2 separate regions of the Mus musculus genome follow, and region 2 is linked to region 1. A link is a loop called in an ENCODE intact Hi-C map of the cell type or tissue named here. Cell type or tissue: left cerebral cortex. All regions are shown on one strand. Links, peaks and the distances in the headings refer to the core of each region. The heading gives the core; the rest is flanking DNA.

Region 1 (3,460 bases), core at 452-2,951:
AGGAACTTGGGGGAATAATCCTCCAATTCACAGTTGTGGTCAGAAGGCCACTCTTGATTTGACTAATCAGGAGCCTGAACAAAGACAGGTGGGTGTCCTAGGGAGCTCTTATTTAGGTTGCCCCTTCAGAGATGGGGAGGAACACATCTCTCAGACCCTGTGCTCTTCCTCCCAGAATGGCTGCTGATGTTTTCTAAGCTATCCCTGCCATCTCTCTGCAACAGACACACTGGCTGAGAGCTGGGACCGCCCTTGCCTTGGTATCTTTCTAGGTTCATGGTTTGGGGGGTCGTGTTCAAGCTGACACATTAACAAGAGGGGGGAAGTGTTTTTATTTTGAATGTATACAAGAATTCATTTTTTAAAATGGCTCAAAATGAGGCCTATAAACCATCATAGGCTAATCAGATGAAATGGGGTGTGGGTTATTGGGGGAGGAGGGCGATGAAAGTTGTGACATGTCCAGGAGATGGTATGTGTCAAAGAACGGCTGCCATGCTTGTAGATGGTGGCATCTCTGGTTGCAGCTCTTCTACTGAAGGTGGAAATTTCCATTGTAATTGTAGCATTAAAAATGCTTTTTGAAGGGGGAAAGTGTACTCTCTAGGTTTTGGAAGTATGGGAAAAGTCAAAAGCTCCAGTTGCCTTTAGTTTAAAATTCTCCATATGCCCCCAAGGCATATTGTGGGGTACGTCTCTGGCCCCCTCACCCGCTCAGTGCAGATCCTCTGTGTGTGATGTCATCAGGGACGGCCCTTCTCAGTAAATAAAGAGTTATGTAAGGAGTGCATGAGTGAGAGAACTTTTTTCCCGCCTGCCTAAACATGACACATTGCTTTTCATAGTGTGGCTAAATGCTACTTCCTTGGGGGAGGAGATCCACTGATTTGAGTTCACACTGAAGTGTAAATATGTCTCACAGTCTTGTTCTCTTCTGACAGTAACTGACCAGAAGTGTGAGGTGTTAGAGTATTCATAGGCTGAAACTTGTTAGAAGTGGCATTTGGGACTGGCAATGTAGCTCAGTAGACAGAATTCGTGCCTACAATGAGTGAGGTACTCGGTTCCAGGCCTGGACCTGATTAACCCAGGTGTGGTAGCACATGTCTGCAATCCAAGTAACCAGAAGGTAATGGCAAGAGGATCAGAAATGTAAGGTTATCTATCCTTAGTTACGTAGTGAGTTCACAGCCAGCCTGAGCACATAACATTTTGTCTGAATAGTAATAATAATAATAATAAACTCACAAATAAACCTAGTATTTTGACTATCAAGCTCTTTCAATGCAGGCAAGATCCTGGGGTCTTGCATCATGGGGTTCTGTAAGGGAAGGTGGCAGAGAGGAGAGGTATGGAAGTAAGAAATGGCTCTTCAGTTACTGCCGTTATTTTTATAACTATGCAAATACTGTGGAGATAAAACCAGCTTGTTCAAGAACTCTGAAGAGCAAGGACGACAGATACCCTGAAACACAGTCCTAGTATCTGTGTTTCCTCTGGGGTCCTGAAAATGCCCTTTGCTCCAGATCTTTGTCACTTCTGATTGTAGGGTTCATACCATCTCCTGTATCCACCACAGGTGCCCTTGGGTTCTGTGTACAGTAACTAGGCAAACACTGTGTTTTCACAGTAATTAGTACTGGAATAAAGACATTTTCGTTATGTAGCACAACTCCTTGCTTTACGGTTGAGGAAGCTGGAGTTGGAGCTTAAGTGATTTGACTCAAATATGCTAGCCGAAAGCCAGCTATGGAGGCACAACGTTCATTTCCTGTTTTATTCACACCTCCTGTGTGGAGAGCTGAACCCCAGCTCTGGCAGGAGTCACTAACCCTCTGCCTTTCTGAGACTGCTGTCACCTACACACTGCATGCTCAGACACCATGCAATCTCCCCCATTCCTCTCTTTAACACAAGCTCACGTACACACACACACATGTGCGTGCACCCACACAGAGAAATCTCATAATGTGTTAAGTAAGCTGCGTAACTCGTTTTTGCTGAGCCTCATTTATAAACTATCTTGGGGTACAGGCTGCCTATGGGGTGCAAGTCGGACATGCCTAGTAGGTGTCTTTTGAAACACGCAAGTCTATTTTCCTATAGTAATCCATTGAGCTCTGATGGTCACCACCAGACCTAGTCACAGTGAATCTGTTGCTTTATCTACAACCCTTGAACCATGCTTTTGGCCAATAAGATTTTCTTAATTAGGAATCAGAAGTAAAGGGCTAGAGAGATGCCTCAAAGTTTAAGAGCACTGACTGTCTTCTAGAGGTCCTGAGTTAAATTCCCAGCATCCACACATCACAACCTTCTATAATGGGATCTGAGTCCTTCTTCTAGTATGTGTGAAGACACTCACAATAAATATTTAAAGAGTCAACAAACAGACAAACAGACAAAGGAATCTGGGTAAAAAGGGGCATTGTCATTTCTAAGGTCCTAATAGGGAAGGCATTTGCATGGGCTGTAGAGAAGCCACGCCAACTGGAACTGTGGAGTAACATAAACTGAATAGAGAGAAAATAGAGAAAGTAGGGTACAGTCAGATGGGAACAAGTTCCCGAGGAAGAGGTCACATGGCTTACACAACAGCCAGAAGAATGAGTTTGTGTTCCTGTGGTTTTGGCGCTGATCTAGCGCTAGCTAAAGACCAGTTGTATCAACCATGTTCTTTTTAAAAAGATAATCATCACTTCTATTTCTTGCTACAAGCAGATGCAACTGTTACAAGAAAATCAAGCCCAAGCCTAGTTTCCTTGCTTCTGTGACTGGGGACCTGAGGTCAGTCTCCAGCACTGATGACAGGTGGAGTTGGAGTTATAGATGCCAGTCCAGGAAACTGAACTCGGTTCCTCTGCATGTGTAGCAAGGGTTCCTAACCACTGACCAGTAACCATCTTACTCAAGACCATTTTAATTCAGAGGAGATAACTACACAATCGGCAAAGTTTTCAAATCACATCTGCCCGCAGGCATGCTAAGCCTCCCTCTTTACCACCCCCCTGCATGGTACAGTCTTGTTGATTGTAATCAATAAGCACACATGGACAGACTTTCACCTGGACTCCACCCTTTCCATTCAGGATTCATCTTGCTGTTGGACAATCTATTGTTTAAACAATAGCATAATGGCACACCTCTACCAATGTAGCATCCTACACAATGGTGTCACAATTCTGTCACTGCCCTCAAGGTTCACAGTGCTGAGCCTTTCCTTGCTTCTCCCTAACTCCTGGCATGCACAGGTCTTAGTGTCAGCTGTGTGTTCCCTTTCCAGAACGCAATCTTGGTGGAATTGCACAGCATGCAATGTTTTTAGATCAGCTTTTTTTTTTTTTCCCACTTAGCAATTGTGCTCCCCCTACATCTTTTCATAGTTTGGAAGCACACTCCTTTTAAGTGCCAAACCGTTTCCAGTTATGTGCATGTTCTGCAGCTTACTTATGCTCACCTA
Region 2 (3,460 bases), core at 657-3,156, 120 kb before region 1:
GTAAACAGTGTGATATTTAGTGGGCTTCATCACTTCATAAACCAGCCTGGAGAACCCTCAAGCCTCCATGTGACCAAGGGCTTCTGGGTTAGGCGTGAGGCTCTTGTGTCTGGGGGTGCCCCTGAACTTAGCCCTTTGCTTCAGTCTCTTATCTAACTATGATGACATGTCTCATTTCAGAGGAGATGCCATACCTGAAATGTCCGCTCCACACTGTCCTGAAACTGACACCTGTGGCATATGGTGAGTAGCAGCCCCTGCTGGGCCCTGGCCCTGGGGTCTCCTGGTGGCTGGAGGTTCTTTATACCAGAGGAGGAGGATCTTTATAACAGAAGCTGTCTTCTCCATCCTTCACCTTCAGGGTGCCGGGTGGAGTCCATTTACTTGAATGTAGAATCGGTGAGCACACACCGGGAGAGGTCAGAGGTGAGTTAGGCTCTGATGCCCTGGGACCTTTGGGAAACCCTGGGTCTGGCTTTCTTCTGGAGGGGTCTCACTGAGTTTCTCTCTCCCCTCTCTCTCTCTCTTTCGCTCTCTCTCACTCTCTCATTTTGTCCTCGTTTCTACTTGACTGGGAAGAATGACGTAAACAGGGGATTACTGCCTTCTGTCAATCATAGCCCTGGCACAGTAGCTGTTACCACTTTAGGCAGCAAAAGCTGTGCCCTTCTCAAAAGCACCAGAGGCCTGGCTCAGGCTGGATCAGCCAGTCAGCAACAGCATCCACATGCCCTTAAGTTCATAGTTAGAAGAGGTCTGAGATCGGAGGAGGGCCGGAGGATGGGCATCCTACAGTATGGCCAAGGGAAGGTCTTAGGAGACTCAGCACCTGTCTCCCACCTCAGGGAGGGCTGAGGTTTTTGGGGGAGGGAGTGTGTGGTCATGTTGAATCCCCTTACTGGGCAGATGGCGAATCTGTCCAGGCCTGTGTTGTGAAAGTGGATTTAAATTTGCTTTATGCAGGCTGTCAAAATACAACACTTTGCCAGTGTAGTCAGACCTTCCTCTTACACCGAACTTGACTTTCAGTCTGTGGAGTCCGCAAAACAGGTGACTTACCCATCCCCAAGGAGCTTGGCCGGCAGACGTTGGTAGGAAGGGTACATGGATGGGGTGTCAGCCTGTTTTCTGCCTCACTTGCACTGTGGACCACGGTAGAAGAGGACTGTGTCTCTGGGCTGCCTCGCCCTGTCTCCTGTCCCCGCCCCTCTGAACCGGGGCACCTGCTCAGTTAGCTGAATGAAGAAAGCCCTAACTAACCCTGGGTTTAGACATGAGACAGGCTCCATGTACTTCAGAATACTTACTTGCTAGCACTGGGGCTGCAGATGTCTAGGCTCTGAGGTGCTGGGCCAGGCTTTGGACCCCAGGAGCCTATTCTCCTGTCTCATGATCCTCTGCTTGGAAAGCTGACATCTCATCCTGGTGGACAGACGGCTACCTGTTTTCTGCATCTTTGGCCTCCTAGACTGAGGCTGGGTAGTGTCTGGGCCAGCGCAGAGTATTAATAGATTCTTCTGTGTGCTGCAGACCAGGTGGAAGGGAGTCAGCCTGGCACCGTTCTCCTCCCAGTCTGGAGATTTTAGAGCCAGTGGTCTCTCCTGCGCCCTCTGTGGGTGAGGTGACTGGGAGTTAAGATTCTTTTCTCTGCCCCCCTTCTCTGCTGTGATTGTAATTCTTTTCTCTTCCCCTGCTTTGCAAATAGTGAGAGGTTCTGGGCCAACAGCAGCTCAGTGTCAAGGCCACTCACCTGGGTGTCCCTCTGGTTGTACCTTTACAAGTCTCGAGACGAATCTATGTGGTGTGTGTGTGTGTGAGTGTGTGTGTGTGTGTGTGTGCGCGTTTGCGCGTGCGTGCGTGCTTCTCTTCCTACCTCCCCACTCCTTGTAACTGTCGCCTTCTCTCTTTTGTCTTTGTCTGCTTAGGATGCAAAGAAGGGACCTAACCCGCTCATGAGACGCAATAGTGTCACCCCACTAGCCAGTCCCGAGCCCACCAAAAAGCCTCGCATCAACAGCTTTGAGGAGCGTGTGGCTTCCACTTCTGCTGCCCTGCCAAGCTGCCTGCCCCCGGAAGTGCCCACGCAGCTGCCCGGACAAGTCAGTGATCCTGCTTTAATTACTGCCTACAGGGGAGAGTGCAGAGGGAAGAGGATGCCCGTATCTGGGGTTCTGTGTTGTGTTTGCAAGTAAGGATGAGTGCCTGTGTTCAAGTGGGCTGCATGTGCGATGTATGAGGATTGTGGCTGTCTAGTGTATGTACATGCATCAGTGAGAACATACCGTTCTCACTCTGCAATCTTTCCTCATCAGCAGTGACTGTGCGCATCCTTTCCGAGCTGTGGCCTTTATTCTTTATTGAGCAGAATCAGGCAGAGTAAAGACATTATAAAATGCCCCTGTCCTATGCACATTTCTGAGTACTACTAGAGCAGTCTACACTCCAGCAATTCCCAATCCAGGAGTCTGTACAGCCCAGGGGACTGATGTCTTGTCTTTCCTCTCTTTTGCTAACTTCTTTGCTGTCACCTCTGGCAGAAAAAGGGCTGAGGCCACACAGAAAAGCCTAACTCCTCTCCAGAGCCAGCATAGCCCTGTCCTCCTTAGAAACAGTCCAGAGCTGGAGAGGCAGCTGAGTTTAAAGCTCTTTCTGTCCAATTTCGGAGACTTATGTTCAGATCCCGAGAACCCATGCAATAAATTGTGTTCAGAGACTCATGCCTGTAAAATCACCAGTGGTGAGATGGGAGACAGAAACAGGTAGATCCTCGAAGCTCTCGGCCAGCTAGCCTGGTCCACATGGTGAAATCCCAACACAGTAAGAAAAGGTGGAAGGCTCCTGAAGGTTGGCATCTAAGGTTGTCCTTTTATCTCCACTTTTGGGGTACTTGTGTCTACCTGCACCTTGATACACGGATGCTCGTGTGCATGGTATGCGTATACACATATACAGAATCAGGCAGCTAAGACAGCCACCTTTTCACACAGTGGTTAGATGATCAGAGTAAAAATAAACAGAACTCAGCAAGACTCACTCTTTCACTTGCTTGAAAGATCAAAGGCTGAAGAGTCTGGCTGTTGAGCATCCAAATTTGTTTTCAGGAAACCAGTCCTTTAGAGATAGCCGAGGACCTTTGCCAACATGAGATAGTAGACCTTGCCCCGTGCCTGGATGAATTTCAGATCAATACTAGGCAGTTCTGGCTGTGTGGTGACAGCTCTTCTGCTGCCCCTGAGCTTCCTGTTAACATCTTAAGGGTTAGAATGAGGTCCAGAGAGAACCCTGTGGCCTCCACTGCTCATTTAACTACTCCAGGCCTCAGTTTCCTAACCTGTGGAATTGGACAGTAATATACCCTACAAAAAGTGGCTCGGATAAGGTGCTGTCCGTATAACTTGGGTCTGGCACAAAGTAAGGGTTAGGTTCAGTGAGATGACAGATTCCCTGGGAGCCCAAGGAC

Evidence for each region. Hi-C counts contacts between places; a loop is a spot of excess contacts. Peaks named below come from ENCODE experiments on the same cell type or tissue, not always from the same donor. Only the 100,000 strongest peaks of a DNase experiment are listed, where the experiment ranks them.
Region 2: it touches region 1 in a loop (2.1-fold over the local background); 2 of 42 quality-filtered maps call a loop at or near these places.

Annotation. Positions count from the first base shown.
Region 1 is chr2:11,358,593-11,362,052 of GRCm38, reverse strand. The region is part of intron 1 of 8030442B05Rik (RIKEN cDNA 8030442B05 gene); the gene reads left to right. Among named protein-coding and RNA genes, the nearest start is that of Gm13293, 21 kb to the right of the region's middle. In left cerebral cortex, for the core only: no CTCF peak of the experiment used is centred there; a DNase peak (open chromatin) is centred at 1,854.
Region 2 is chr2:11,478,837-11,482,296 of GRCm38, reverse strand. It overlaps Pfkfb3 (6-phosphofructo-2-kinase/fructose-2,6-biphosphatase 3), which reads left to right. Exons shown (of 18, transcript NM_001177753.1): 12 at 181-243; 13 at 362-426; 14 at 964-1,050; 15 at 1,926-2,099. Among named protein-coding and RNA genes, the nearest start is that of Gm52500, 21 kb to the left of the region's middle. In left cerebral cortex, for the core only: a CTCF peak has its summit at 1,615; no DNase peak of the experiment used is centred there.